Regions from separate parts of the Homo sapiens genome. Here region 2 is linked to region 1. Evidence: chromatin loops called from intact Hi-C (ENCODE). Cell type or tissue: endothelial cell of umbilical vein. All regions are shown on one strand. Each heading gives the region's core, and the rest is flanking DNA. Links, peaks and the distances in the headings are about the cores only. Region 1 holds the start of LOC101927603 (a long non-coding RNA gene). Region 2 overlaps LOC105376121 (a long non-coding RNA gene).

Evidence for each region. Hi-C counts contacts between places; a loop is a spot of excess contacts. Peaks named below come from ENCODE experiments on the same cell type or tissue, not always from the same donor. Only the 100,000 strongest peaks of a DNase experiment are listed, where the experiment ranks them.
Region 2: it touches region 1 in a loop (5-fold over the local background); 7 of 110 quality-filtered maps call a loop at or near these places.

What each region holds. Positions count from the first base shown.
Region 1 is chr9:85,519,971-85,536,336 of GRCh38, reverse strand. LOC101927603 (a long non-coding RNA gene) reads left to right here and starts at 333. Exons shown (of 2, transcript XR_007061633.1): 1 at 333-362; 2 at 932-2,270. In endothelial cell of umbilical vein, for the core only: no CTCF peak of the experiment used is centred there; a DNase peak (open chromatin) is centred at 8,546; H3K27ac peaks cover 1,120 bases; H3K27me3 peaks cover 106 bases.
Region 2 is chr9:85,415,820-85,432,185 of GRCh38, reverse strand. All of the region lies in intron 2 of LOC105376121 (a long non-coding RNA gene), which reads left to right. Among named protein-coding and RNA genes, the nearest start is that of AGTPBP1, 320 kb to the left of the region's middle. RefSeq lists a silencer at 6,827-6,926 and enhancers at 11,163-11,212, 16,201-16,366. In endothelial cell of umbilical vein, for the core only: a CTCF peak has its summit at 6,854 (motif pointing right); a DNase peak (open chromatin) is centred at 6,705.

The sequences.
Region 1 (16,366 bases), core at 5,547-10,546:
AGAGAAGGGGAAAGGAATGCAAGAGTGAGTAAGATGTGGCCCTTATCCTCAAGGAATTCAGAGTCCCATGGGGGAGATAGGCCTGGTTTCTATAAACAATGATGCAAGACAGAACATGATGTGCCAGGAGGGACAGAGTGCCAAGGTGGGGACAAAGGAATGACGAGTCCCGAAATAGACCTGTGGGAAAGGTGTTGTGATGCTGGGAGGCTGGACTGGATCTTAAAGAAGGTGGGGATTATAACATATAGGGAAAGGGTGGCAGGCGGGGAGATGGGGGCAGAGAGAGAGTATAAGAAGGCAGGGATTCCAGGCAAAGAGAAAAAGTTGAGCAGAGGGTGGAGGCTGGTAGGCGAGGAGAGGTAAATGGGGTCCCTTCATGAAAGGACTTGGAAGCCACGCTATGGTGTTGTGTCCCTAGGTCAGTGGGGGGCTGTGGATGGGTCTTAAGCAAGTTAAGTAACAGGATTACATTTATGTTGTAGAAAGACAGGGAATGGATTGGCATGGTAGAAACCTCTGATTTTACTTCTGATTCAACAACCAGCTGGGTTTCTTGGGTTTGCCCCTCAACTCCCCTCCTTGGGGACGAGTTCATATGTGACCCCCATCTCCCTCTGTCTGATAGCTGTCCTTGGGCAACACACCCACCAGGAGCTCGCGGAAACAGGACCATTCTCTTGCAGGGCCAGAGCCCGTGGCAGCCTGTTCCCAAAGCCCAGAGGAAGGCAGACAGCTATAATCATTTGGCAAACTAAGGTTACCACTGCTTCTAAGACATAACATGCTTGAATTTAACAAACGTGTGCAAATGATAATCTTGAAATTTCAACTAAGGATTCTAGGCTGGATCAATATTGTCACAGAATCACAGTTTTTGGAAGGTAGTTAGATCTTCTATACATTGACAATTAATTTTCTTTCTCAACAGAACTGCAAACCAATTCCCAATTAATGAATTTGCTGAGTAGTTCCTCCCCAAGGAGAGTCAGTCTGGCAGAGACATTCAGCTCTAGCTGAGGCCAGGCTAGATCTGTTGGACCAGAGTCGACCTGCAGACCTGTGAACATGAGCATAAGTGTTCGCTGAGAGCCAAGGAGTTTTGGTGTGGTTTGTTACAAAGCTTTGTCCAGGCAGCAGCTGACTGATTCCTGCCCTGGCAGAAAACTGGAGCACCCATCTCTTTATGTAGAAGTGAGGGTTCATTGAAGTATGAAGTATGTAAAGTGTGCTAAGCAGGACTTTGGCTTATAATTATAATAATTGTTACTATTATTAATCTCACATTAAACTTTGCTCACTCTCTCTCTTAACCAAACCAAAGTTCTAGAAGCCTCCTAGCGGGACGGGAAAGGAAATGTTGGATCAACATACATGGATTGATTAGATGGGACCAATGAGGCCTTACAGTCTGTTTGAGGAGGGAAAGAGAGAGAGGAGAAGGAGACAGGCAGGATAGGTCAGGTTCTAGGGGCTCCCATGGTTTGTATCTTAACAATCTACCATTTTCTTTTCAGGCCAGTGTCCACATCCTGCTCACATTTGGGACATCTGTGAGGCAGGGTGCCTCCTTTTTGTCCCTCCAAGAGGACAGTTGGGGGACTTGGCCTCTGGCCGCCTCAAGTTGGGTCAGCACCTGCTGGGCCTCATCCTGGTTCATCGTGCATCAATGGGAGCGCACCTGGGTTCTGCTGACATGTGAGAGCTTCTTCACCGAGGGGTTCAGAAAAGTGTGCTCATGGCCTGTAGATCTGGATTCAAAGGGAGATGAGAAAAATAGGAACTGAGCCCGTGGCTTGCCTCACCCACTTCCTGAGCCTGCGCAAGGGACAAGACTTTCCTGTGTGGCCTTCTTACGGCAGTCCACAGGGAAGTGGCCTCATTTTCTGTGTCTGTCCTGCCCAGCGCCCCCACTCTCCTGTGCTGGTCCCAGGCCATCCCTTAGCCAGAGTGCAGAACTCCAGACCCCCAATATTCTCTCATATCCTCAGAATCTTCAGCTTCCATCCATGGATGTTGGCTGAATCCTGAGTGGGGTCGTAGAAAGATCTGGTCCTGTGAGTAGGGGGGCGAGGAGGAAGGCAGGGACTTCAGCTGGGCTGTCTACAACCTGAGTCTAAAACACCTAAAGACAAGCACAACTTGCCCCCGCTAGGACGAATTTCTTGCTCCAGACCGCCTCACTGCATCTCTAGGGCCATGTGTATTCCTGCTATTTGGCCACATTCCTTGAGAAAAATTGCCTATTAAAAGAATTTCCTTATTCACCAGTTATTTAAACAAATGGTCTTTTTTTTCTGATCCCAAAGATTTTAGCTTATCTCCTGTTGTGTACATGAGTTTGTGTGTGTCTGTATCTGTGTGTGTATATGTGTGTGCACATATGTGTGTATGTGTGCATGTGTGAGTGTATGTGTGAATATTCGTATGTGTGACAGTGTATATGTGTTTGTGTGTGTGGTGTGTATATGCATGTGTGTGCACATATGTGTGAATGTATGTATGTCTGTACATGTGTGAATGTGTATGTGTGTATGACTGCGTGTGTGTGTATGTGTATGAGTATGTCTATGTGTATGAGTGTGTGGACGTGTAGTGTGTGTGAGATTGTATGTGTATGAGTATGTGCATGTGTGAGTGTATTTATGTGTGCATGTGTGTATGAGTGTGTACATGTGTGTGAGTGTGTGTATGAGTGTGTGTGTATATGTGTGTATGTGTGTGTGTGTGTGCTGATGAGGTTTGTTGAGTGGAGGCTAAGTGGATAGAGACTCAAATGTTCGCTCCTGGCTGAGGTGGAGAAGCCCTGCTTCTGTGTATTTGATATTGAGGTGGAGAAGCCCTGCTTCTGTGTATTTGATATTGGAAGTTCTTTACGAGACTTTGCCTTTCTCTTTGAAAGAAGTTTGAGTTTCACTGATTAGTGTGAGACACTATCCTTGCACAGCATAACACTTAGGTGGTGGAGCAGCAAACATTCTCTGCTCTTCTTACAGAATTCTGGTTTTATTCAGGGTGGCAATAAATCTTAGGAGAGATCATAATTGATCCAAACCAATCACTGCCTCCTATTCCCTTTTACCAAATACTTCCCCAGCCTTCCTTACAGATAGAAGTAACCAAGGGACCAAGTTCTGGCCAATGGGCCATACAGGGAAGGTTTCCACAGAGCTTCTGGGAAATATTTCTTCCTGATAAAAAGAAAAAGACTCACTAAAAGGGCACCTTTTCAGCACCTGGCAATGCTATTGCTTCCTTCCTTTGAAAGTGGCTGTGATGCCTGGAGTTGCAGCATCCATCTTGAGAACGAGAACCAACAGGAAGCAAGTTGAGAATGGTGGAACAGAAATAGCCTGAGTCCTTGTTGCCATTGTATTGTTACCAAACCAGCTCTGGACTTCCTATTCTGTACTTTATTGTTTAGGCTACTGTTAGTGGGGATTTCTGTTACTTGCAGCCTAATGCACCCTAATACTTAAATTGATTTACTTTTTCCTTAATTTTCACACTGTTCAAAGTAGCATTGGGAGACATCTTCCATGTGTCTTTTCTGCTCCTGCATATCATGTAAGCAGAGGCACTTGCAGCTTCTGTTCTGGACTATTTTCTCAAGCAAACAGCTTTGGGAATGTAAGAATAGTGTCTTCTTTTCAAACAGAGAGCAAATTTGTTTGCTGACCAGTATAATAAAAACCACATCAATCTCTGAGGAAAAGGTTATGCAGTCTTGATAAAGGATTGGAGTTTCCTAAGTTTGGGATTTGAGTAATCTTTCGGAGCTGGAAACAAGACTTGATGATTTGTGTATGGAGGCAGAAGAAATAAAGAGAAATCAATCTTTATGCTCAATTTTGGGGACTTGAAAGCACAACTTTCAACTGAGGTGGGACACGTTGTGTAGCAGGTAGTAGGAAGGTTAAAAATAAATTAAAAAAAGAGATGTAGGGGGGATGTGTGTTGCTGATCAGCAAAGGGAGACCTAGGAATACTAATCATTAGTTTTCTTCACCTCCCAGAGAAGATACTGGTTTCTTTTGGGCTGCTTCAAAGCCCACGTCCTTGGCCTTTGATATTTGGTAGGGGCCCAGCACCCTGTCAGAGGCTGGCATTGGGACACCGAGGGGAGGGGCTGCTGTCTTTTTCAGCAGCATGTACTGTGTGCCAATTCCACATCAGAAACTGCGCTCAGTGCTGCAGAGATGGCAGTGAATAAGACATGACCCCTGCCCTGGAGGGGAAATGAGTCTAATGGGAGAAATAAATAATTATGGTAGAATTAGACAAGTGCTGTCTTAGAGGCATGCATCTCTGGGCTCCGGAGGCTCAGAGCTGAGAGGGGACATCCAGCCCTGCCTTGAGGAGTTGGAGAAGACTTCACAGGAGGAGTGATGTTTACGCTGAACCTAGTTTTTGTGTGCATGTCTGAATGTGCACACATGTGCAAAGCAGTTTAGAGTTCCAAAGAACTTCCAAATATATCACTTTGTTCAATTGCTATACACTTCTCTAAGAGATGTAGTATCATCCCTATTTCGCAACTGAGGAAACTGAGCCTCTGTCAGATATAAGAGATGTGCATGCAGGTCATTCATGTATTTGCCTGAACCAAGGCTCAAGTCCATGCCGTTGGATTGCAAATTCAGTGCTTTTTGAATGGCAGAGATGCTACCATGTAGATACCCCTCAAATCAGAACAGAAGAGTGGATATCCGTGCTAAAATTGCTTGGGTCTTTATCTATGCAAAGAAGAAAATTAAACTAAAAAATAAGTTAGTAAATGGGAGGGAAAGGAGTTTGTGGTAGGCAGAGCTCTGGAGATGTCCCCTAGTACCAGAGGCAGGGAAGGGCAGGGGATAGAAAAAGATGAAGAGGCGTTGATTAATAAGCACAAATATACAGTTAGATAGAAGAAATAAGACCTGATGTTCGATAGATCAGTAGGGTGACTATAGTTAACACTAATATATAGTACATTTCAAAATAACTAGTAGAGAATAATTTGAATGTTCTTAGCATAAAGAAAAGATAAATATTTCAGGTGATGGTTACCCTAATTACCCTGATTTGATCTTTGCACATTATATGAATATGTCCCAAAATACATACATCTATTATATATCAATAAAAAGAAAAAAATTAAAGATGTCCCTCAGGATTGCTGTCCTGGGTGATTCCATCAAACACTAACCTGGGTACTGCTGTGAAGGGGTTTTACAGCCAGAATTAAGGTTACTAATCAGATGACCTTAGAATAAATTGCCCTGGGTTATCTGGGTGGGCCCAATGTACTCACAGGAACCCTTCAATGTGGAAGACTCAGCCAGAAAGATTTGCAGATGGAAGAGGAGTCCCCAAGCCACAGAAAGCGATTAGAAGCTGAGAATGACCCTGGCCAACAGCCAGCAAGGAAATGGGACTTCAGTCCTACGTGGAAGGGAATTCTGCCAACAACTTGAATGAACTTGGAAGTCAGTTCATCCCCAGAGCCCCCGGAAAGGGGTGCAGCGCTGCCACCTTGACTCTAGCCTTATGAGACCACACAGAGAACCAGCAGAGCCATGCTATGCCCAGACGTCTGACTTAAAGAAACTGTGAGATAGTACATTTATGGTGCTAAATTTGCTAAATCTGCTAAACTTATAGGCATTTTTAGGGCTCAAAAGAACACAAATACAGTGGAGAGGAACTGGACGATAAAGAAGAGAAGAGAAAACAACCAAATACCAGTCGCCATGCTATCGTGCAATGAGTTCTACACGTCACTTATGAAACTACGACGTGACTGCTTTCATGAGCAAAACTGACCACCTTTCATATTGCTTGAGTTAAATATTTGATGTTTGGCTTCAGCTTCAGGTGATACTTTTTATATATTTTTTTGCAAGTGTATGGAAAGTTTGTTTCAATTCCCCATTGAGTATGAGAATAGGAAAATGAGAACAATATACCTTCCCCATTTAAAAAAGTCAAATTATTGAGAATGGGTTGAATTTTAAGGCTTTCCATGTGGCTAATATTCAGTGTAGAGTGATAGTTTGGTTTCAGTTTTGGAGAAAAAGAGATAAAGTATAATAAAATGAGATTGTTAAGCAGCCCAGTGCTGTCCTTGATGACTGCCAGGTGGTCTGGGAAGTTGCCCGACCCAAGGGGGACCACATAGCTCAGCCAGTTTTGGTGCCCATATTTGCATGGAGCTATTCACAATATGTGGATGTTCTCACTTCATAGCACTCCCTGCCACATATTCTCCTTTTCCTACAGTTTTGAATCCACTACAAGGTGCCATTTTGTTGGCGTGATTTTGTCCATCTTCACTTTTGAATGTCAGAAAGGTGGAATTTTCAGGCTGTTTTTACTGATTGTGTTCTCACCTGCACCTTTAGTGGATATGGGATTACTGATGATCAAAATGCCCTGAGCCGATGGGTCCTAAAGGAAAGGTGAGGCAGGCAGGAATGCAAGGGTTTCCCTGGGCCCAGGGAGGGCATCCTGTGGAAGGCAGCTGGGATTGAGATGGTTCTCCAGTGTCCCACTTGAGTTACTGCCCAACGGATGGGCCAGTGCTCCTGCAAGGCCATGGGATGCATGCAGGTGACTCCAGCCGAGGGCACTAGAGAGACTGCAAAGAATTGTGCCATCCAAAGGGCTCTGCAGGGTCTTCTGAGACTCAGACACACAGCTCTTGAAACACCTGTCCCAGGAGGTGCCAACAGCTGTGCCAACCAATAGGGAGGTTTGCAGCTGGGCCAAATCTAGTCCCCAGCTCTTAGCCTGGGAAGCAGAGGCAACCAACAGGGAGAGGACTGTGTTGGGACCCAAGTGACTAAAGAAACAGTGGTTGGTTTTCCTCTCTTAGCCCCTCACCCTGACATATACTGAAGAGTGCTGCCCTGAAGAAGAAGGACTCAGAAATAGACCATGACCCTTTCCCCGTACACATTCAGGGCCTCTCTGAAGCAAGTATTAGAGGAAGGAAGAAGATGAGGCTTAAACAGAATTTGAGCTTAAATCTGCAAAATGTCATGAAGGGAAGGAAATGGGAGAGCTGACGAGGTAGGACTGAGGAAAATCACTGGAGAAAAAGAAAACTGTTTCATGCTCATATCCGTGTAGAGTTGAGAGCAGCGTGATTGGTAGGTCCAGGTGTTCAAAGGATTGCACTGGCTCCACATGGCCCTGGAGGTCCTGGGTGAAGTATGAGGTTGAAGTAAGGAAATGGCTGGAGGTGGAATAAGCTGACCGAGGAAGAGTGAGTTCCCCATCTATGCAAGACTGCAGGCAGAGATTGCAGAGATTGCAGCAGACAGATACTCCTTAAAGTCACTTCAAACCTGGGGCTCCTCTTCCTCTCCAGGGATCGTTGGGAGAAGTGGGGGCTGGAGGTGGCACAGGAGGAGACCGCAGGCTGGTGGTGGTCTGCAGCCATGCTGCCTCTTCATTGATGGCCCTGGGGCCTGCCTGCGCATGAAGATAGGGGTGGTGGTGGGGCTACACTCCCCTGGCTGGGGTGTCCACTTGCCCTTGCACTAGACTAAGGGTAGGTTCATCTGCTGGTCACCACTTCCTGCTGGTCATGGGCCTGATGACGCTTAGAGAAAGTTGAACTAGCTGGTACATTGGGTCTGACCAAGGATTCTGATGGGGAGTGCAGGAGTGACTGCCACCCACAGGGTATACACCTTGAACACTTAGATTCACTTTTGTTGGAGACCTTTAGGCCACTCTGCTGCTGCTCTGGTGGGAGGGCCAGTCATGACTCCTCCCTTTTTGTCCTGCCATCTCTCCTGTGGATACGGGGTAGCCATGGACATCCAGATATGGGAAGGGCTTGGGTGTGGAGCCCTTGCTGGGGGCCGCTGACAGGTGACTATGAGACTTAGTCAAGTGGCTTCATGCCCTGGTGACTGTTGAGCTGAAGATTTTGGGGGAGGGGTGGAGCAGCTGGTCTTGGCCAGAATGTTTCAGTCTAACCGAGAGGCTCTAATACTGTGAGTCTCGCAGACATAGGTCTGTTTCCTTTCCCTGCGCTCCCAAAATACGCTGCACAGCAAGTGTCCTCACTTCCTCTCCAGCAACCAGCTCTCCATCTAAAGTGCTATTATAAGGGGGAGCCCTTGTCAAGGCCCCAGGACAGAGGAGGCCTACTCACCTCACCTTTCCAGAGCCCAGAGAGGTCACCTGAGTGACAGAGTCCACAGACGGGATGTACTAAGTCCACCCAGATAGGAAAGCAGTTAGAAAATTTAAGATGGCAGTTTCTTACAATTCTGATAGGCATCTTCCTGATCTACCTGCCTAGGAGAGAGAGAATGGGGGCCTCGTGCTGAGTGTGAGATGGCTGGACCACATAAGAGCAGCGTGTGTGTGTGTTGTGTGTGTGTGTCTTCTCAGTGTAAGCCTAACAAGTGTACAGATCCTGCTGTGTGTCAGTCAGGCCCCTGGAACAGCTTGTCAGCATGGCTTATGTCACAAAGTGTTTCTTCAAAGTGGTAAACACACACACAATCCACATTGTGTTTCAGGAAGACAATGGTTCAAAGGGTCTGCCAGGCTATTTTTATCATGGAAGTCTGGAAGGAAAATGATGTCACATACCGAGAAAAGTGCCCAGCTATTCCAACAGACCACAGCTGAAAAATTCTTGTTTTTATTTGTTTCTCTCAGAATTGAGATCATTCAAAAAAGGTGAGTTTAAAACCCTTTGTTCCAGAAAGCTCTGTAGCTCACACTGTGCCTGGAGTGCCTTTCTTTCCTGTGTTTTGTCAAACAGACATGAAAGCTTCTGCAAACTAGGTGCCTGGATCAACCTGGGTGAACTTGTGGTAGGGGAGCTGAGGCCTTCTGACAGCAGATGGACTTGGCATTGGAGAGAGCAGATGGCTGGCCATGTTAAAGAGATAAAAAAGAAGAGTGATCATATTAGAGTTTTCCACCTCTGCTGTGGATCTTGGACAAATTTCTGAACCTCTCTGATTGTCATTCGTCTCATCTGTAAAGTAGGGTCATACCTACCTCAGAAGATTGTGGGTACTGATAAGATAACGACTGAAAACAGCTATTACAATACTGCACATATACTAAGTGTTAAACAAATATTATTAATTCCCTTCTCTCCTTTCCTTTGACTTTGTTTTTTTATGACCATATTTTATTTTTCCCTATTTTTTACTAGGGAAGAAATGTTACAAGGATTCCCCGAAACGAATTCTGCCCTACTGCTTTCAAGTAAGGAAAAGAACAAAGAAGAAAGAAAGTCACAGGAAGCAGAAAGAGTATAGATGTGATTTTTTTTTTCTGTTCCTTTTGGGAATGGGAGTTCTTTCTCTTCAGAAAATGGTGGTGCTACTTGCAGATGAGTGAGACCCTGATGTAGTCCATGCACTGGCAGGGGACACTGGGGATTGGGTTTTGCATTCGGGGTTGTAAATAGTCTCTTAGAGGCAGGTCCAACCTTCTTTGGCCAATATTCCCAGAATAACCCAGGCCTGCTTTTGGCATTTAGGTTTTCAGACAAAAGATATCTTTGTTTGTGCTGCTATAACAAAATACCACAGAATGGGTAATTTATAAACAATAGAAATTTATTTCTCATGGTTCTGGAGGCTGGGAAGTCCAAAATCAAGTTCAGCATGTTGGGTTTCTGGTGAGGGCTATGCTCTGCATCGAAGATGGCATCCCATCGCTGCATCCTCTGGAAGCAACAAACGCTGTGTCTTCACACAGCAGAAGGGACAGAAGGGCAAGAGAGGGCTCCCTCAAGCTGTTTTATAAGGGTGCTAATTCCATTCATGAGGGCAGAGCCCTCATAATTTAATATACCATTAAACTGGAGATTAAGTTTCAATTGGAATTTTGGAGTGGATGCCATCATTCAAACCACTGCAACCTAGGAAGCTCTAGGGAGTCCATTGGGCTCTTGGTGAGAATTGTATTCTTTAACATCTTATTTCATGTTTGCTCCTTTATCTGTGTTTCTTATTTGTTTATGATAAGGAGGCTGGAGACAGTTGATTATCATTTTAGGGGAAAAATGATGCTTTCCCAGGAAGTTCCCAGGACAGAAGAAAGGGAGGAGGCACTGAGTGGGAGAGAAGAGACACTGTTTCTAGAACATGGTGCAGGAAGCCACAGCTTCCTGTTCCAGTCAGAGGGAGCATTGGGTCAGCTTTGGGTTGGGGTAGGTGTGAAGGGGTGGATGGTAATTTCTCTATCATTATACAAAATCTGTAGATTGACCAGCTTGCTGCTGTCTTCTGCTCAGGATTCATGTAGCAACTACCACCCTGGGACCTCTTTTTTTTGAAAGAAAGAGTCTCAAAAATGGCCAATCCAGTAAGCAAGGTGCTTGGGGACAGTTATTTCACAGAAGGTGCTGTGTGGGCATGGGAGGAGTGTCCACCTCTTGCAAGAATGAGATTCTTGCCTACTGCAGTGTTAGTATTTAGACCTACTTGCTTCATCTGCTAGTCAGGATTTTGTCTGGGGTTATTGGTTTGGGGCAAGGGGACAAATAAGCTGGGGTGGACACTGGGAGACCTGGGCAAAGGGAGCTCAGAGGATGGGCATCTCACTTGGACTTGAGTGGCTAGGGAAGTCTTTCTTGGGGAAGTTATGTCTGAATTTCAGCCTCTGTAGCCAGAGAAGGGACTTCTGAACGGTAGGAACAGAATATGCAAAAGGCTAGAGAGTGACAGACACAAATATTGGATGAGCTACAGATGTTCAGTCTGGTTACTGCAGAATATGTAAGGGATAAACAAGAAGGCTAGAGACGGGGAGCAGGGTCTGGGCTGTGCTGGGGTTTTACTCAGATGTGGCTGTGCTTGCTGGATTGTAGATGCTCTTCCTGTCAGCACCTGCACACAGAGGCTCCTGCTAAGGATAGGGTGGAGAAACTAGAAGAACATGGCACCTGCTGGTGGTGCCTTGTCCATATCTTCTTGCTCTTACCTCCTCAATGCACACAGGCCAACTTTCAACACTGCCAGCACTTACATTGCTTCACCTGAAGGCTTTCTCTGTCTTCCAAACTGACTTTATTTGCTGCCAACACATCAGGCTGGAAATGCTAAAAAATTAGGAGCCACACTCAACCAATGACTCTCAGGATTTGATGAATAAAGACCCCAGCTCCCTTACCATGCTGGGTGGAGTGTGGGTTTGACACTGGCTTTCAGAGTTTCCTTTGTGAGATTAAACTCTATTTCTTCAAACTTGCACGTTCAACTATGCTCAGCACTCAAAGTTCAGGTTTCTGGTGCCCTTTTAATCACCAGGAGCCAAAACAACTTCCAAATTTGGTCCCTTAAAGATGATTATATTGGCAAGGAGATCGTTTGGTCGCTAAAGAACCACCAGTGCAGAAGCGATCGTGGTGCTATGATTTTAGGGACCCAAGACCCTTCTACCTTGTTACCTGGTGTGTTAGTCAGGAAAACCTAGGCTATGCTGCAGAAACAAACAATCCTAAACATCTAAGTGGCTGAAAACAACAAGGTTTTATTTCTCCCTTGTGCTAGCTGTCTATTGCAGATCAACAAAGAGGCATTGTCCTTTTCCGAGAGTCATGCTGAAGGAACTGCCACTATCTGTAATGTTTTTGGCAGCCACAGCAAACGCCTTACATCAGCAATAGAATGTTCAGCCTGGAAGTGATACATGCAACTCAGTGGCCAGAAACCTTCCTACAGGTGTTCCCACAGAGCAATGAGAACTGAATATGGCAAGCAGCACCAGTGACTGTCACACTCATTTACAGCAGGCTTCCATCTTGTGGGTCAGAGGACTGTTCTACCTCTGACTGGAACATCGGCATTTCAGCCAGCAGAAAAGGCAGAAGAGAGGTGGAGGCTGCACTCCTTCCCTTTGAGGTCCTGGTTCCAGACATTGCACACACCTACCTCAGTACATCTTCTATTGGTCCGAATGTGGTGCATGAGCAGCTGGGAATTAGAGTTCTCATGCAAACAGCCATATGGCCAGATGAAACTTGTGGGAAAAATTGGAGGATAGATTTTTGGATATCTTAAAGTCTCTGCCACACAGATGATGAGGAAGACACTCTGGCAGAAATTCTATTGTTTTGGGTTGATAGTGGAGTATCTGGGAAGGATGTGGTGAGGGCATCTTTTGGGGTAGTTGGCTTTCTAAGACAGCACTACCCATTCTATTCTGTTTCTGGCCTTAAAGTACAGACTTCCACAGGGGGAGACCTTCTTTATGGTGTATTTGATAAAATACTCAAAATACAGAGGCTCGGCAAATACTTGTCACAGATAATTTGAGAATTTCCCCAGGGTCTAGTTTTGAGTTGAGTGGCCACGGGAGGTTATGGCTGCTTTTATTTGTTATGAATGAATTTTGTATCTATACAGATAGCCACATATCCCTATCATATTTGAAATAGGGAGGGATCTTATGAAGTTTTGTGAAAAATTCTATATTCGATGAGTAGTCCCTAAAACACAGCCTGGAATTTCGACCTAAAGGAGGGCTTTTCCCCTTCTAATTATAATAATCTTTGTGTTTATCAGCAAAAAACTACTTTACACCTTTATCAACAATGATGAAGATTGTGGGGCTGGGGTAGGGGTGGGTGGGGTGTAGGTATCAGTCCAGAATCTGCCATTAACAGCGTGAATGACTATGGATAAGACCTTCCTGGGTCTCAGTTTCCTTATTTATGAAACAAAGTGTGGTAGATCGAAGATAGCCACAAATTCCCATTGACGAGTGGCATCTAATTCCACTCCTCCTGAAACTGGGCTAGCCTAAGTAACTTGCTTAACCCATACAATGTGGCTGGGACTTTTGCTGAGGCAAGCTCATAAGCAGCCCTCCAGCTTCAGTGTGGGCCTCTTGGTACCTTCTCTCTCATGACCCAGCCACCATGCTGTGAAAACCCCAAGCCACGTGGAGAAGCCATGTGCAAACGGACACTTCAGTCTCCAGCCCTGGAAATTTCAGCTGCCAGGCAGCACCCACACCTGCCCTGGGAGGGAGCCATCTGGCACGTCGAGGCACCCGAGCCTTCAGACGATGCACCCCATCTGACCACCGCAACCTCGTGGGAGACCCCGTGAGAACCTCCAGCTAAAGCCAGAAAACCCCTGAACCATATATGAGAGAATAAGTGATTGTTTCAAGTTACCGGTTCTGGGGTGGTTTGTTATGCAGCGACAATTGACTGGATCATTAAGGATTTGTACAGACTTCCTTTCTGGGGCTTTTAAGCTTACTAAGCATCAGTTCTCAGTAAGTACAACCCGTCCCTCAGGGCGGGTGAGGAGCCTCGGGTCTGCCAAAGCCGGGCCCTGGCGGGCTGGAGAGCGCGAGCTGGGGCGCCTGTCACTCCTGCGCGCACAGGGCGATCGCGCGGAGTCGGGGGCGGTTTCCTGCACACAGAAAGGGAGTGCTTTTAGGGGCAAAGGAAGCTCGCCGCGGCGTAGGGACGTCTTTCTAATGTCAGCAGAGAGAGGCCGATGCGGGAAGAGTTATCCACAGATGCGGGAAGGGAGAGGACGCGAGAAGGGGAACCGCGTTCTCCTGGCCTTCCGCGGACGGGGATCGGGTACCGACAGGGTTTACCCGCGGGAAGCCGCAACCCAGCACCCCGGGCCTGGCCGCGCAGGCGCTGAACGCGCCTTTGCTGTAGTCCTTTGCTGTAAGACAGTGAGAGAGGAAGGATGAAGTAGGGACAGACGAGAACGCCGGCAGGCACTCCCACTTCCCTACTCAACAGCCTGCCTTCCTTTCTTGCTGACAGAACCATGGTTAATGGGGGTGTGTGTGTGTGCGCGCGCGCGCGTGTGCATGTGTGTGTGCGCACGTGAGTGTGCGTCTGTGCGTGTGTGTGTGTGTCCAGAGGGCTGGTGGGATGCTAACGGGCCCAACTCAAAAGCTCTGTTCCCTAGTCTTCCTTGCAGTGAGTAGCGGCCATATGACACCGTTCCGGCCAAAGAGACCTAAGTAGACCTCACTGGATGAAACTTCTAGAAAGTGTGTAAATGGGTGTAAATTCACTTGACGTGAGCTCTTTGCCCTTTGTCCTTTGCCCATCCCCCTTTAGCAGCTCTGGGGCTGGGCCTAAGCATTTTCATTTTTCCCAAGTTCCCTGACGGATGCTGATGCTGATGCTGATGCTCCCAGGGACCACACCCTGAGCACCACTGCTCCAGGACTTTGGGGCTATGAAAAGCAGTTGTCCAAAGGAATGAGTTGGCAAATCACATGTGAGTGGTTTGAAATTCTTTCTAGTCCACAAAACAACCTAAGGATGTCCAGGAGATGGGACAAGTTTGAAGCATTTGAGTAATGACTGGAAGCACAAAGGGAACCGGACGCCACCACTAATTGTCACCAATGGAGTAAACAACACGTGCCTGTGTTCTTCAGGAATGGCGGGGATGCAACCAGAAAAGAGAGTTCTCCTTGATGGCACGTCCACACGCGGCTCCCACTCATCTCTCTCGGCCAGCCGCCCGCAGCCTGTTCTCCATCACTGTCCAGCCGTTCCCCACCTGCCTCGAGTCTGTGGCGTGGGCCGTGCAAGTGGTTCTCGATCGCAGGCATGTTTTATCCATCATGACTTGGTTGTTACGATACACAGTGTTTATTTTTCTTCATAAAAAGATGCAAGCTGTGCGCCTCCAAATGCTGGCAGCTCAGAATATTCCATTTGTTTGTGAAGAGACAGACTGGATGGCACAATTTCAATCAAACTATGAAATGCAGGCTGGCATGCCTGGAGAGAAAGATCATAACAGTGTGTACTCTTCTTTCTGAGAAGCCGCGGACTGCACACGTGGTTAACTCATCAGCCCCTGGAAGGCGTCCTGGTGGATGTGTTCCATCAGCCATGGCAAAGCAGGAAGGGGACTCTGTCAAAGCTGTCTGTCCTCTCCCTGGGGACAGGCGGGGCCACATGACACATGCTGTGCCACATTGATTCACTCTGGGTGGAAGGGGTTGTGTCCTTTGAATTCCCAAATGGAAATGGCTAGAGTTTTTTTTTTTCTAATTACAAAAGTAATAAATGGTCATTTACATTTTTTCCAGGAATAAAAAGACTAAAGACTAAACAACACACCAAACAAAAAAGAACTCCACGAGGACTATAATTTCTTCTTGATTTTTATCCATCTGCCTGTCTATAACTGACCTGCCTTTTGCAACCATAGGCTTCTCTCCAAGTACACATATAGAGATCTATACCTTAATTTTTATGGCTGAATGTTATTCCACCGTGTAGCTATATCAGCCCCCTATTGAGAGATGGTTGGTTACGGGTTGTTTTTTTCTTTTAAAAACTATACTATGTTGAATATCCTTATGCATCTCACTCCCTTTGTTTTCCTAATTGTTTTGGGTAAACTTCTAGCGGTGGAATTGCTGGAGAAATGCATTTGATCAACATTCCTGAACTGCCCTCCCCAAAGTCTGCGTGAATGACACCCACCCCCGTCGCTTATGAGGCTGATCCCAGCTTCACACCTGCATTATCAACGCAGGGCACAAATCTTTGTCACTTTCTGGAGTGATTTTCTCTTAGATTTCTGAATGATTAGCATACCTTGACATGGTAAACCTTTATATAATAAAGTTTTTAATTTTTCTTATTAACATGAATTGTAGCTATATGAAATATTTTATTGGTTGTCTGCTTTCTTATTTCAGCTTTCCATTATGACAATGATTAAACGTTGAAGAAAGTTGAAATAGTAGTACAATAAACATCCATATACCCTCCATCTAGATCAATTATTTACATTTTGCTATATATAATTCAGCTTTTTTTTTTTTTTGAGACAGAGTCTTGCTCTGTCACCAGGCTGGAGTGCAGTGGCGCGATCTTGGCTCACTGCAAGCTCCACCTCCCGGGGTTCACGCCATTCTCCTGCCTCAGCCTCCCGAGTAGCTGGGACTACAGGCGCCCGCCACCATGCTGGGCTAATTTTTTTGTATTTTTAGTAGAGACAGGGTTTCACCATGTTAGCCAGGATGGTTTCAATCTCCTGACCTCGTGATCCACCCGCCTTGGCCTCCCAAAGTGCTGGGATTACAGGCTTGAGCCACTGCACCCGGCCTAATTTAGCTATTCTTTCTATGCATTTAAATTTTCAGAACTCTCACAACACTTTGATTGCACCTAAGAGAATTTATCAACAATTGTATAATGTCATCTAATGTCTAGTGCATAGTCAGACTGACCCAGTATATGTAGAGTAGTATTTCCGCAGAACAGCTACTACAGAAGATGTGGAGATTCTATTCAGGGGTCTCCATCTTGGTTTATGCAACAGAACCATCTGGGACTATATTTTTAACAAGTGCTGGGGATTGAAATCAAAATTCTTCAAGGAAACCA
Region 2 (16,366 bases), core at 4,621-9,620, 100 kb after region 1:
GAGCTGTAGTAGGGGAAGAGTGTAAAGGTAATATTCTTCTGCGGATGTGTCTTTGGCTTTTAAAGATTATTAACTCTGGACAGTAGGTTGATTATGGTCATGGATTAAACAAAACATTCTCTATTCTTCTCACTCACTTCCTGCTTTTTAGAGGGCAACTGGATGAACTTTTCAGATATTTGAATAGCTTTGGTGATTTTGTTGACTCAGTGCCCTTAACATACACGGCCATACTCTATGCTGCTTGGCTTCAGTTTTAATGACCATGACTCATTTTAAAAAGGGAAAGCTCTTCAGAAAAGAGGCTTCCCAAACTGCCCAGGCTTCCTTATAAGTGAATCAACACAGAAGTGCTCAGTCCATCAAAATAATGTACAACCTCAATAAAATGCAGTGAAAACAAACACTGTAAAATTCCACAAATGAAAGATATTATTGTAGTTATTATTATAATAATGACAGGACATTCCTGTTCTTTTTAATGTCTACTATGGGGTTACTGATAAAATCACTCAACCTGAAAATGGGTGGTTTGATTTTTAAATAAAGGGTGATTTTCTTCCAAAGCTGGTTTGGCTGAGTTCCTCAGATAGTCCAGCTGTGTGCAACAAACTTTACAGTTTGCCAAAGACACATTCCCTTCGTCTTTGTTACTTTTGTTTAATCCTCACAGCAATCTTTAATCACAAAAGAACAGAGGTTCAGAAAGCTTAAGAAACCTGTTCCAAGTCCTGTGGCTGAGATGGCCAGGATTCCATCCAGACTTTGAATCTGGGAATGTCAGGGAAGGAAGGAGAGGGATGGAGGAGACCTTGCGAATTTCCCTGGGGTTGGGCACTTGTGCAACCCACCTTGGACGATGGATTCAGTCCATCGGGTGCTGGGGAACGAGAAGGAGCCCATTTCAGTCTGAAGCTGTGCTTGTGCCTTGCTTGCCTGGACACACCCTCCCCTGTCAGGGTCGCAGTCCTGACCCACCTCTGACATCCTGGCACATCTGTAGAACTTGCAGGAACAGCCCCTTCAAGCAGCTGAAGTGCAGCCGCCTCTTAGCGGATGGTGGTTAATAATAGGCTTTGTTCTCTAGGTTCTTCTATTTTCAGCTACCGAATACAATTTATAAAGAAAAAAAATACACACCACCATCCCCCCACCCCTTATCAGATCTCTTATAATTATAGAATAAGGTGCCTGCGAACTCCCAGGGAGCTGGTTTCCATGGCAATGACAAGCTATTATATTCTAAAGGCCAAGCTAGAACTCCACCCCCTCGTCCTCGCCACTGCTGTGCGTCTTGTTATTGCAGTGTTCCAAAATAAACTTGCTGCCTAATCGTAAATCCCATATAATTAGAGATGAGCTAATCGTTACCCCGCTACCTTTGTGCGGCCCACTCATCATGCTAGCAGTTTCTAGAACAGCGATGCTGACGGACTGTTTGATGTCAGAATAGACCTTCCTCCTCCAGGAACTGGGTGCAGCATCTATCCATGTATGGCTCAGGACCCTTTCACCGGAAAAGGCCTGACTTACGGGACCTGCCCAGGGTGCTTCAGCAAACGAGAGGGGCTGCTTAGGTAGCGACTGACCACGAGATCTGTGGCTCTCTCCAGCTCTCCATTAAGGATGGGCAGAGAAATCTCCCTGGAGTCGCATAGAGCTCTCCCTCTCACGCTTTATGGTTACCTGCTGGGAGCAGCATCAGGGCAGCAGATGTGACACTGGGAGGAAAGGCATTTGTCACCTCCCTTCTTCTCATTTCTTTTTTACTTATTTATTTATTTTTTTGAGACAGAGTCTCACTCTGTTGCCCAGGCTGGAGTGCAGTGGCACAATCTCGGCTCACTGCAATTTCCCCTTCTAGGGCCCAAGCGATTCTCCTGCCTCAGCCTCCCGAGTAGCTGGGATTACAGGCACCCACTACCACGCCTGGCTAATTTTTTGCATTTTTAGTAGAAACGGGGTTTCACCATGTTGGCCAGGCTGGTCTTGAACTCCTGACCTCGTGATTCGCCCACCTCGGCCTCCCAAAGCGCTGGGATTACAGGCGTGAGCCACCGCACCAGTCCTCTTCCTCCCATTTCTTGCTCTGCCTCCTGCTCCTCCTCTGTAGACTGGAGGTGCGTTTTAGCACATGTTTTGTCTGGCTTGTGTAGTTTTCATCCGCCAGGGATCATTGTCCTGTTTTCAGCAGGTGGAGTCCCCAGCAGGCTTGCATTCAGTGCAGGGGTCCTTAGGAAATCCATCCTCCTGGAAACAGACGATCTGTGAAAAAGGGAACAGGATAATTTCAGATAAGCGCTGGAGGGAAACCCAAATAGGGGTGATGCTTAGAATGTGTTTGGCGTGTGAGGGGCTTGCTTCCTCTAATATCTGAGCAGAGACCTGGAAGACAAAAAGGCTGATTATAGCTTACCTGTTCAGGGGTCCCATTTGCTTCATTTCACTGAAATGCCCCTCATGCACAACCAGGTTTGCAGTGGGATTTTAATGGTGCCCTGGCTCTGGTTAATTTCATCTGTGCTGGCTCCCTTCCTTTGGCTCCTCCAGGTCCACTCTGGGCCATTCTTCTTCTGGGTCTCTACCTCAGATCTTTAGAAGCACCAGCGGGTCTCTGCTAACTGCTTGGTCTTAGCTGGTGCAAGGCACTAGCAGGAGACTGGAGAATGGTGGAGAGTGGCAAGCAGTCAGCTTATGCCTTGACTTGGCTTACTTCCTGCGGGCTCTCTGTGGAGTGGCTGCTGCCCTCTACAAAGGCCATGGGGGCTACCAGGTGGCCCTCTCTAGAGACCTACCCTCTCTGAGTCCTGGTACTCGCTCTCTCCCCTTGTCCCTTTAGGCTTAGGGGGGACAACAGCTTCTGACTGTTGCTAGCCCAAGGATGCCTTTGCCATCCCATGTGGGTGTGGTTTCGTTCCACCTGCTATCACTCTTGCAGACAGTGCCTTTATTAAACCCTGCGCTCATCCCAGGTCGAGTGTGCTCTCCTCTTCCTTCCCAGGCCCTGACTGAGTCCGTTTCCCTCCCCCACCGACACCAGCTTTCTCTGTGTCTTTTCTCTCACTGTGCACCCTCTTTGCTTTCCTTTCTTCCCTCTGCCTCATTTAATCCTACTCATTCAATGTCCAGCTTCAGTCTCATGTCCTCTCACCCACTTCCTGTCTCCACACTCCTGCTTTCCTAAGAATCAGCCCCCTATAGCTTAGCAGTCACTTCCCTGTTATCCTATAGGTTCCTGTCTGTTGATTTAATTTCCCCAGCTAGACTTTAACCTTCTGCAAGGACGGGGACCACAACAAGGTGCTCTTCTGTCTGTGACTCAAGAAGCACTGGGGGCACCTTACCTGCTGGAGAACGTCTCCCTTGTTGGCCGTGTGTCTACTGCTGTCTGGGCCCAGTCTCAAACTGCATGGGTTGCCAGGCTGTGAATATCAGGACAGGGGAACACATTTAGCTGTTTCATCTAGGTGTTCTGATGGGTGGGATCTTGGCAAAATAGCACTACACGGGGATCATATATTTTTTCCTATTTTCTAAGTCATGGTAGGTAATTCCAAAGACCTTGTTCACTTTCCTCAGAATAGTAATGGTAACAAAAGCATAAAAGCTGTTTAGGAAAATACACGGCAGATCCTGTCCACACAGAAAGGAGCAATTAATAAAGAGGAGAATGGGCGACCTGGAAATCCCCATAATGAAAGTTTGTTTAGGAACTAGATACTAAGTGCAACAGGGGCGTGAAAGCGAATAAATGCTTCCCCAAGAGATCCTAGCAACCAGCAGTGGGATCACAGGAAGGGCCGACATCCTAGATTTTTAAACTCTTTAGAATCCCAGGAGACATAAATCAAATAAGCAGATTTGTTGCTTCTTTCAACTGAGAAAAAAACATGGTTGATTTTTTTAAAGTGCTGCTAGAGAATAATGTATTGAAAAAGCAAGAATCGTAGTGTTGCCCAGGAGATTAAAATCAGGGGAGGAAAAACAAAAGGCAAAAACCCCAAAATTCAACCAGATCAACAAGGAGCATAGCTTCCCAACATGCAAATCCAGACCGATTTTTAAAAATTAATCGTCACAATTGTCTGTTAATTGTACCTTTGCCAGTTGATTACGGTATTTCTTAAACAACATCCCACTACTAAGCAGCTTTGCAACACTTGATCCTCTTCTGATACCTGTTCTGTGCTTAGGATATCGAAAGCGAAGTGGGATTAATTCTGGCCTCTGGCAGCTGGGGTAATTTAAGGCTTCACTGGAGTGGGACAGGTCACCGCAGGTTGAGCTATAAAAGCTGCCTCCAGTGTAACTTTGCTCGGGGTAACACACTGCAAAGTGCTTGGATTTTTTTTTATCGAGATTAAAAATGATCTCTTGCTGATATTTTCATTTATTACAGGAAGGCAATTTGTTAGGTGGGCTTTCAGAGGAGAAGATGTTGTTCCGATGATTTTTCTGGATTTACTTCCATGTGGTAGCGGAGAGGAAGGCAGAACTGATTTGGGACCTTCCTGATAGGGTGCAGCAACTCTCCCACTTCAGAGCAGACCAGCACTCGGTTCTGGCCTCCAGAGTCTCCCCTGTGCCAACAGAGGTCCTTGGGCGGGCAGCCATATCCAGCAGCCATGGAAGGAGCCATCAGGAGCAGAACATGGGCCAGCAAAGGATGGTGCACAGTGGGCTGGTGTTCTTAGCCAAAATGGTGCTTATATCTCAAAACTCTAGTGTTTCCACTGGAGAGGGTTGGAGCAGAGGAAGAGGTAAAAATGGCGAATGGTGTGGGTCAGCCTCAGACAATCAGAGAGCTGATAGGACATCGTCTCTGGGGTTCGCTGGAAGGACTTGGAGTTGGGGTACGTTATGAGTTGGCTGAGGCCCATGTTAGCAGATGGGGCAGGAGCCAGAGAAATATGGGTGGCAGAGTTAGGGATCTTAGAATGGGGAGACAACTTGGCTAGTGGGGCAGCACGGGATGTGGTAATACTGAGTTTCATTTTGCTTGTTGATTTTGAAGTCACTTGAACATCTAAGTGACATGTTCTTCGTGTTCTTCATCAGGAAGGGGATGGTTGAATATTTGGAGTTTAAAAATGACATAATTCCTTTGAAAGGGGAGCTGTTTAAACACTAATCAGCCCTTTACACATTAGTATAAATAAAAAGTCTGCAAGTAAGTTTTGATAGAAAGGGAAAAATAAGGAGCCATTGTCAATGCTGATGGGAAAGTGATTATCGCAGGGGAAGAAACTCAGCCACAGCAAGAGCCTGAGGGGTCCACAGTCGGCCGCATGATACAGCCTGGGCCTGCCCTGTGGTGTCTTCTCTCCATCAGATCTATCCCTAATTTCATTCCCAAGCTGATGAGGAAACAAATCTACCCACATCTATCTCCCTTAAACTCTTATATATCACTAGAGTTCTTATTATTCCTTTTGTTTAAATATGTGATTTCTTACATTGTATTTTTATTTTTTTTATTGAGGTATGCTTTACTTATCATAAACCTTACCCATTTTAAGTGTACAACTCAATGATTTTTGGTAACTTTATTGAATTGTACAGGCATTACCAGTTTTAGAACATTTTTATTACCTCAGTAAGATCCCTCATACCACCCCGCCACAAACTTTTTTTTTGTTTAAGACAAAGCCTTGCTCTGTCACCCATGCTGGAGTGCAGTGGTGCAATCTCAGCTCACTGCAACCTCTGCCTCCCGGGTTCAAGCGATTCATCTGCCTCAAACTCCCTAGTAGCTGGGACTACAAGCACGCGCGACCACGCCCAGCTAATTTTTATATTTTTAGTAGACACAGGGTTTCACCATATTGGCCAGGCTGGGCTCAAACTCCTGCCCTCGTGATCTGCCCGCCTTGGCCTCCCAAAGTGCTGGGATTACAGGTGTGAGCCACCGCGTCCAGCCCCTCATACCCTTTTAATGTTCATCGTCATTCCTGGCAGTACCTCTGTTGTGGAAAGTGGGATTACAAGACATGTTCCAGTTTCTTCAGAGAGGTGAGTATTGGAGAAGATTGTCCTTGAGTTCTGGCACTGGGAGGCTATGAGTCCTAATCCCAGCTCTGCTTAGTATTAGTGAGTTTATTCAATCACTCTGGACTTCAGTTGTTCACTTGAAAAATGTAATCAATAATATCTACCCTGCAGGGTTGTTCAGATGATTAGAGATAAGGTATGTGAAGAGCCTGCCACATAGTTCAGTGAAATTATGAAATTATTTCATTACAAATACACAGATGCTTGTAAACAATAGGAATTGATTGGATGCAGAGACTGAATTTTGAGGTCTATTATTTTACTATTTTGTAATTTAATCAGTGGAATGGGGTAGGAAGAAGGAGAAAATACAATTTATTTGTAATAGATATTGGCTGCTTTAAAAAATCAAATGCATTTAAAAAACAATTCCTTTTGATTTACACTGCTCAATTTTCCCCTCTTAAAACTACACAGAGATTTTCTTTCCAAAGAGCTTTTCCAAATGGCTTGACTCCCCTGACCTCCCCCAACCTCAACCCTGTCTTCTACAGTTTTTTTCTTGCTTTCTTCTGAAATAGATTTGAAAAAACAAGACCCTGACTGCAGCTTTTCAGAGCCCGGTAGTGATTTTCTCTTCTGGTATGAAATTTAAGACCCATAAAATGCAGTTGCCATTTCCTGTGGATGTTCCGCTTCTGTGTTCCGATTTGATATTTATTGCCACATGAGTCAAGATCACAATAAGTTGCTCCATTGCCCTGTGTTATTGATGTAGTGCCACCCGTTTACGTGGGGGAGTTCAGCTGCTGGCCGGGTGCCTGTTGCTAAGTACCTGGAAAACTAAACGTGGCCACTAGGGGGTGCCGCTCTCCCAGAGTCCTGACCCGGGTCCCCATTTGGGAAGGGAGAGAGAGCACCGGGAAGGGCTGCTCCAGCGCCCTCCATCTTCCTCCCGAGGGACCCCGCAGGTGAGGAGCACCATAGGCCCAAGCTCTTCCACCTTAGCCAATCCCCACGCTAGGGCAGCTTCCAAGCGGCCAGGGAATGAATGGGAGCTCTCTGCCACTTTGAATTGTGGGATCCCTCCATGGCTTTTTCTGGGGAAAGGCGTTTTAATCGGCTGTGCCAGAGTCACTAAACGGTGCTTGCTAAAGATATAGATTCTTGAATTTCATTCTCTAGACAAAGTGAACCAGAATCTCTGATGATGAGGTTCAGAAATCTCCATTCCCAACACTTGTTCCAGATGACCTCAGTGCACACCAAAGTTAGGACCCCGAAAAGGCAGGCCGTTTCTAAAAATGCTCCTTTTATCAGCTGCTCCCTTCTAAACCCTTCTAAACTCTTCTAAACCAAATCCAAAACCAACCAGAGGTCTTCGGAGCCACTGGAATATACCCTCCCCGGAGGTCTCTAAGTTCACCGTGAACCAATCTGTGGGGAGAGTAATGCCTCCATCTCTGCCAGCCAGCGTTCCGGGACCCTCAAGGACTACTTTGAATTTCAGAAGTGGAACTTCAGAAAAGCAGTGTTGAAAGAATCATTGGTGTTAATTAAAAGATGTAAATAATCTCTTTTAAAGAAATAGACTTGGCTGGGCGCGGTGGCTCACGCCTGTAATCCCAACACTTTGGGAGGCCGAGGCGGGTGGATCACGAGGTCAGGAGATGGAGACCATCCTGGCTAACACGGTGAAACCCCGTCTCTACTAAAAATACAAAAAAATTAGCTGGGCGTGGTGGTAAGTGCCTGTAGTCCCAGCTACTCGGGAGGCTGAGGCAGGAGAATGGCGTGAACCCAGAAGGCGGAGCTTGCAGTGAGCCGAGATCGCGCCACTGCACTCCAGCCTGGGTGACAGAGCGAGACACTGTGTCAAAAAAGCAAGCAAACAAACAAACAAAAAACTTTGTGCTGGTTTCCTAGCACTGCTGTAATAAATGCCGGCAAACTGGGTGGCCTAGAACAACAGATATTCGTTCTGTTGCAGTTGTGGAGGCCGAAAGTTGGAAATCAAGGTGTCGGTGGGACCATGCTCTCTTGAAGGCACTGGGAAAGAGTCTGCCTCATGCTTTTCTCTTAGCTTCTGGGGTTGCCCGCAATCTTGGCCTTCCTTGGTTCATGGCCGCATTTCTCTAATCTCTGCCTCCGTTGACACATGGCGTTCTTCTCCTGGGTGTCATTTTCTTCTTCTCTTTTTGTAACACAGCCATAATGACCCTAATGGCTCACCCTAATGACTCATCTTAGCGCCATTACATCTGCAAAGACCTTATTTCCAAATAAGGTGGGTGGCATATATTCTTGGGGGACAACATTGAAGCCATAACAGTCCTATCATTTCCTACAAGTGATCTATCATCCTTTTAAGTCTCCAAACCCACTGAGTAGCAAGGAAAAAATAAATTTAGTCCAGTCCAATAAACTCAGCCCAATCCAATAATTTAAATAGTCTATTCATTCTCTACAGGCATGACTAAGATACATGCTCAGTCTTTCTTATTTCCTCCCCCTTTTCTTTATATCTCCACAAAATGAGAGCTAGAGGTTTAGAGGGCTGGGTTTCTATGACTTCATGATTGTAGAGGAAGGGGCTGACTCACTCTGTCCTTGGATCCTGGCTGGTCTCTGCTGCAGGATGACAGCCCCAGTTTGTTCTGGAAATCATTTCCACTGAAGAAAGACTGGTCCCATTTAACATTTTGGGATTATATGCTAGTGTCTTCCTCTGGAGTCCCCCGGGATCTTGGCCATCAGTCCCTGAAATTTAGAAATCATTTTTTCATCCCAAAGACTGGCGTTCAGGTGATTATTTTATTAAAGGAACCAGGAAAACGGCTTTGAGGTGCAACATTGGTCAATGACCTCTTTGTTTCTGGTAGCAGTCAACCTTCCCTCCTGGAGGAAATGACCCTCATTGTATAGTTTTCTCTTTGCATGAAAACAAGATACAAGGGCAAATAAAAACCATGTGGTCTATGAGTTAGCTTCTGCTGTGTAACAAAGTATCTCAGAGCTCAATGGCTTAAGCAGAGAGTGGCAAACTGTGGCCTGCAGTATGTTTCTGTAGGACCCACAAGCTGAGAATGGTTTTACATGTTTAAAGCGTTTGGAAAACAAAATAAGATATGCAACAGAGACCATACCAAATATTTAGTAAGTCTAAAATATTTACTATTTGGCCCTTGATAGAAAAAGTTTGATTACCCTGGCTTAAAACAAAAAGCGTTTCTTATTGCGCCCAAGTCTCTGGGTTCTTCAGCTCCTGGATGGTCTCCTTCATGCATCTGAGGCTAGCTGTGGGTCAGGCAGGCAGCTTGGCTGATCTTGGCTGACTTTTCTCACATGTTTAGAGGTTGTTGGCTGTAGGTTGATCTAGGATGGCCTTGGCTGAGGCAAATGAGCTCTTGTCTCTGAGCTCTCTCCTCTTTCCCCAGGCTAGCCCAGCCTTGTTAACACAGTGGAGGTAGCATTCCAAAAAAGAGCAGAAATGAGCAAGATCTCTGAGGTCAGACTTGGATTTGACACACCTTCATTCTGCCACATTGTATTGGCCAGAGATCCCAGCCCAGATCTCAGGGTGGGGAAATAGACTCCATCTCTTGATAGGAGGAGCAGCAAAGTCACATGATAAAGAATGTGGGTGTGGGGAGTGGTGAAGAATTGAGGTCATTTTTAGTATCAGTCTGCCTCATATGGGTAATTTTCTAAACATTACCCCAGTAGCAAAAAAGAGAATTTTATTTATTAATATTTCCTCCAAATATTCCTTATGATCTTAAAATCCACATGTGTAGAAGCAATTTTGATGTGATTTAGAGCACATTAGGAACTTTTGTGCCTTATTAATAGAACTCTTAGGTTCTAAAACCCTAGGGTTAAGATTTTAAAAATTTTACACTAGGGCTGTTTTCTTTTTCTTTCTGTAACATTTTCTCTTCCCATTTCCAGATTTCCCCACCTGAAGACATGTTAGTTTTATTTTGTCAGTTTTTAAATTAACAATAGCTACTGTATTTTCCTGTCCCTTCAGTTCATAACTTCTGAAATCTGAGGTGGTTTAGGGAGTCCTTGAGAGGTGACCCCCAATACCCACCTACCACCTCCCCCATGAAGTTGCTGTTAGCATCTCTTCTCAGGAAATTTGTTTTTTTAACTTCCACATTGGTGCCCAGGAGAACCATCTCAAATTTTATCCCAGCCAACTTCAAGATGAGTTTGCCACCAAACTTCCCTTCACCCAGTCTCCAAACCCTGTGATTCATCTTTCCCTTTGTTGGGAGCCCCATGACTTTTGCTTGATGCTGTTTTAAGAGAGGGAAATGAAGACAAACCACAAAGATCCAAATCATTGACTCTTGGAGACTGAAGGAATGTCCAGCGTTTCTCTGATACGTTGCACTCTATTGTCTTTAAGAAGTGACCGGCCAACTTCTTCCTGGCTGTCTCCGATGTCAAAGAGCTCACTACATATGAAAGAAGACAGTTTTGACCAATGTAGACTCTGCGTATAGCTCCAAGATACCCTAAGAAATATCCATGCCATGGTAGCCACAGATTTTTACAGCATGACTTAGGGGCCAGCATCTAGTTGTCAAAATAAGAAAACCAAGCAAATTGAGGGCCTGCTGAGGGATTGGTGGCTGGCTCTCACTCTGTTGGAAAAATGCTCTGCCCTTGGGCCTTCTTTCCAAATTCCAGTTGTAAAAATCAAGCCCTTTTCAAAGCTCTAAGAACAAGGCCTGGAATATAAATTCCTTGGTGGTTTTCTTAAAGGGCTGGTGGCTAGTGGAAGGAAGTGGGTATGCAGAGGACAGACACCTGGGTTTGTTTAGCCTCCTGTATTCTGTTGTAGGGGGCAGGAGGGAGAAGCTGGGGCTGGGGGAAGGAGAAAGCTTTGTTCATTGAGAGGCCTGTGCACATGGAGCGGGCTATCCAAAATTGTGTGGGGCCTGGTGGGTGTGAAAAATTTTTTTCAGGGTTGTTATATGTAACAAATTGCATATTACCAATCCAACCTGCCAATGTCCAATCTCCCCTTCTTCTTTAAGAACAGAACCCCATTTTGTTGGGGGAAGCTCTGGGCCTAGCTAAGCATGATCGCTGTCTCAGACTCCCTCACAGCTGATGGTGGCCATGTAATACAGCTCAGGCTGATGAAATGTGAGAGGACATCTGCAAAATGAAAGCAAAAGCTTTCTTCTTACAGGTTCTGCCCCCTTTTCCTTTCCTCTTACTTCTTTCTGCCTGTCATGTGAATGTGAGGCCAGGGGATGCAGCGTCTCCGTCTCTATGGCAACTGCAAAGCAACAAGCATGGATGGAAGTCCATACCCTTGGGATTTACCCCCTGGGAAGCTGCACCAGCTCGGGACTGCATTCCTGGGCTTCTGCTGTGTGAAAAATAAACCCCCAGTGTTTAAGAAACATGGGTTGAGTTTTTCTGTTACTTTTGGCCCAGCATAGTTCTTACTGATTGTTGTGGTCTGTTTTGTGCTGCTATAACAGACTATCTGAGACTGGATAATTTTTAATAAGTAGGAATTTATTTGCTAACTATTCTGGAGGCTGAGAAATTTGATATCAAGGTGCTGGTATCTGGCAAGGGCCTTCTTGTCTCATGGCAGAAGGCGGGAGAGCAAAGAGAGAGAGCTGCTCTAAAATGCCTTTTAATTAAGGCGTTAAATCATTAAACGCACACTGAGGGTGGAACCCTCATGGCCTAATCACTTCTTTTTTTTTTTTTTTTTTGAGATGGAATCTTGCTCTGTGATCTCTGCTCACTGCAACCTCCGCCTCCCAGGTTCAAGCAGTTCTCCTGCCTCAGCCTCCCAAGTAGCTGGGACTACAGGTGCACACTGCCACGCCTGGCTAATTTGTTGTGTTTTAGTAGAGATGGGGTTTCACCGTGTTGTCCAGGCTAGTCGTGAACTCCTGAGCTCAGACAATCTGCCCACCTTGGCCTCCCAAAGTGCTAGGATTACAGGCGTGAGCCACCGCACCCGGCCCTAATCACTTCTTAAAGAGCCCACCTCCCCTTACTCTTACATTGCAATTAAATTTCAGCATGAGTTTTGGAGGGGTCAAATATTCAACCCATAACACTAATGTAGAGCACACACTATGCAACATGGCTTCTGTTTTTTTTTTCTTTCTGAGATAGGGTCTTACTTTGTTGCCCAGGCTGGAGTGCAGTGGTGCAATCATAGATCACTGCAGCCTCAAACTCCAAGGCTGATCCTCCCCACTCAGCCTCCTATGTAGCTGGGACTAGAGACAAGTGCCACCACATCCAGCTATTTTTTGTTGTTGCACTTGTAGAGACAGCATCTTTGTATGTTGCCCAGGCTGGTCTCAAATTCCTGGGCTCAAGTGATTCTCCCAACTTGCCTCCCAAAGTGCTGGGATTACAGACGTGAGCCACTGAATCTGACCCAATGTTGCTTCTTGAATGCTCTTGCCTCTTAGCTTGATACCTGAGACTAAAGTGTTAACATCAGGCCTGGGTGACTTGAGAGGCAGACTTTTTTCCCCAGTGCTGTTCTGTGGAAATGGCAGTTAAAACAAATGAGGGATGTTGTGTCTGTGAAGTCTCTGACCTGGGAGACTTCATCCGGGCTGGATGAGCTCTGAGTTGGCATGTGGGCCTGGGGCCTGCTGATCAGCATGGTATGAAAGATTGGTGGGAAATTGGGGTGGCTGTGCTGCTCTGTGTCGGATGACCCCCACCCTTTGGCTCTCATCCACACCAGCTGTTCATGTCCCATGTGGGTGAGGAGGTAAAAGAAGCTGCATCCTTGGGTAGCTGCTGGGCTTCTCATGAGCTGGGAATGCTACATCTGCTGTATCTCCAGTTCTGTGGCCTTCCATAAGGCTAAGTCAACATGGGAGAAGATGAAAGCTTATTTGCATCTTGTGAGCCTGCTTGCCAACTCAGACCCTTAACAACTTCTGTGCCAGACCCAAAAGATTTTATCCACACTACTTAGCAACATTTTATTCTCCCATCTGCAATAATTATTTTCTTACCCGTGTATATGGTCTCTTTGTGTTGCCTCAAATACGTATATATTTTATATACATATACATTATGGGTTCAGATGTAAATAATTTCTATAAATACAACTAAAAAGCTTTTCTCATCAGTGGCAATGGCTGCCTCTTAGAACCTCAAATGCTAGTCTCCAGGAGGAGTTGATGGTCACCCTCTCTGCAGTGGGCTGAGAGGTAGCTCTGAGGAATGAAAAGAGCATGGGCTTTGAAACCAGGGAAACCTGAAGTGAAATCCAGATGCTACCACTAGGCTTTGAGGTCTTGGGGGATTTGTTTACCTTCCTGAGCCTCAGTTCCCTTATTTGTATATTGGGAATAAGTCTCTGTGCAGAATACATGAGATAATATAGATATGATGTCAAACCTCATCCTGACCCAGGCCTAGCTACAGCCTCCCCGCATTGTTAGTTTCCTTCCTTCTTTTGAGCCTGTAACAACAGCAATAACAACATCTGTGTCATGCCTTTCTGCTTACAGTGCAGTGGGGGTTAAGTGCGTAGACTCTGAAGTCAGACCACCGGGTTCGAATCCTTGTTCTGCACTTCGGGAGCTGAGTGACTTTGGGCAATTGCTTGACCTTCTTCATGGCTCATTGGCTTCGTTTGTAGATGGGCATGGTAACAGGAATGCTTCAGAGGGTTGTTGTGAAGGTTACAGAAGGTGAAGGTAGAGTGGTTTGCATAGTACCTGGCACATAATTAGGACTCAGGTTTTGTCCCCTGGTGAGTAGCACCCGTGGTTGGCAGAGCTGGGGCTCGAAGCCAGGCCTCCAGGCATGGAACTGTTTCTATGCTCGGCACCATTCTTGGCACTAGGAATACGAAGCAAGAGTGAAACGCAGCTTCTGCTAATGATTGCAAGAAGCTCAGGGTCTGCAATGGGTGTTCGGGAAATAAGAATATTGAGGTAGATTTGTAGTTCTTTAACCAGCCACCCTTCTCCCCCATCCACTTGGATTTTACTCTCCCTAAGAGCAGGGAAGGTGCCCCTGAACCTGAGTAGGTGGCTGCCTATGGCCAGGTGGTAGAAGCCAGAGGCAAATCCCTCAGATCCGACTTGCTGTTTTCCATCTCTGTCACATCTATTATGTTCTTGTGAGGTTCTTTCCCTCACAGATTTATGTAACTTATCACCACAGTCACGTCTGTGTGTTTTGTTGATGCCATTTAAATTCTGTTACTATTTAATACCAAGAACATCTAAAAAGAACATTTTGAGGGACTTGAAAAATCCAATTGGTCTCTTGGTAATTTGATTTGTAGGAAATAGGAGAAGATAGTATTCCGAATAGAGTGCTTTTAAATGAATCATCATTGCTTTCTCGTACAGGCAATGGATGGGCTGAGATTGGGAGCCCTGTTAATCTTTCATTAGGTGGGAGATGCAGTCTGTGCTGGTTAGGAAAGGCTCAGCTGTGTGGCAGAAAATCCAAAATAACAGTGGCTTAAGCAAGATGGATTCTGTTTGTTTTTCAGGGGAAAGAAGTGTGGAGGAGAGAGTTCGTAGCTGACAGGTGGCTTTGCAGAATCCCGAGGAGCCAGTCTCCTTTCCTGTCCTTGTTCTGCCATCCTTAGAACATGGTTTCTTCCTTATGGGCCAATAAGCTACCCAAATGTCACCATATACCTGCACCACAACTGCAAGAAGGAGGGGGTGATGAGAGCATTCTTCTTTCAAGGCATTTCCCAGGAGTCCCACATCACACGTGTGCTTTCATACTATTGGCCAGCACTTAGTCACATGGCCACATTTAGCTGCAAGGCAGGCTGGGAAATTTATTCTTTATTCCAGGTTCCTAGGTACCCAGTTTAAATAGGGTTCTATTAGCAGGGAAGGAGGCGAGAATGGATACTGGAACATTATTTTGTGTTGCAGGCTTTGCAACACATTTTTTGGAGATCCAACTACATCCCCTTCTCTGCCAGGGAAAGTTGATTTGTTTGGAGGTCATGTCAGGGATCAGCAGCCGGGAAGTCCCTACTGTAGATGGGACTGCACAATAAGACACAAGAGACTAGGAAAAAAACCCACAGGATTATGAAGCACGCCTAAAGACAGAGTTGAAGAAACCTTGGAAATCATCTAGGGCTGTAGGTCAACTCTCTCATTTTATATAAGAAGCTACTGGGGGATACTGACTACCTTGCTGTGTCAAGGTAGTCAAATCCACACTTAGGTTTGATGATTCAATAGGATGATTCACAGAACTCAGAAAAAATGTTATAATCTTGGTTACAGTTTACTGGAGTGAAGGGATGCAGATTAAAGTCAGCACAAGAAAAGTGCTCATAGGGCAAAGTGCAGAAAAAAACCAAGTCTGAGCTTTTAGTTTTCCTCTCCTTATGTAGTTGGCTGACAGTGTTGAATTCACTCAGCTACAATGTGTGACAACACACACTAACTAGGGAGCTTCAGCTGAACCTTGGTGTCCAGGGCTTTCTTGGAGGTCAGGGGGCAGTCACATAAGCATGAAGTGTCTAGTGTCTCTCACTTGCCCCTCAGAGGTCAAACTGATATAGTGTGGCCCAAGAGTCCATCCATAAATCACATTGTTAGCATAAACTGTCTAACGCAGCCCAGGGCCCCAGGTATACAGAGACACTCTTATCAAGCAGGATATTCCAAGGGCTCAGAGGTGATCTCCCTGGAGCTGGTCAAGGGCCATTCCTGAAGATCTTTAGAATGTGTGGGGTTTGGGCAACTCAGGTCTGTTGAGGCAACCCTTTACTGCACACTTGCCCAAAGCCACACCTCTGTGGCAGAGCAGGTCCAGAATGTCCATCTCCCTAGAAGCCATCGAGGACAACTGGAATGAGTCACCTCACCATGGCAAAGTAAGCTCATCTCCTGACCCTCATCCAGTACAGCAACGGGATTAAGAGCATGATTTCAGACACACTCCTGCATTCAAATGGTCTCTAACACCTAGGACTGGCTGTCCCACTTAAAAAGGCTTCATAACCTCTCAACGTCTCAGGTCACTCATCTGTAACTATGACGAAGATAGTGTTATCTACTCACAGCATTGCTGTGAGGGCTATATAAGTTATAAACATAAGACTGTTAGAACAGTGCCAGGTATATTATATGTGCTCAATAAGTGAAAACTATAATTAGCGTTATGCTTCGCATGATGTTGCTGTTCCTCAAAGCCTCTTCTTATGGCTCCTGGGGAAGGTCAGCTCCCAGCAGCGAGCTGCTAAGGAAATTCTAGGACCATCTGCATCACTGAACACTGAAGTCTGATCTATACTTGGCATTGCCCATATGCAAAGTTCCCTCAACCATTTACTCTAAGCTGGTTTTCTGTAAGGTAAAGCTGC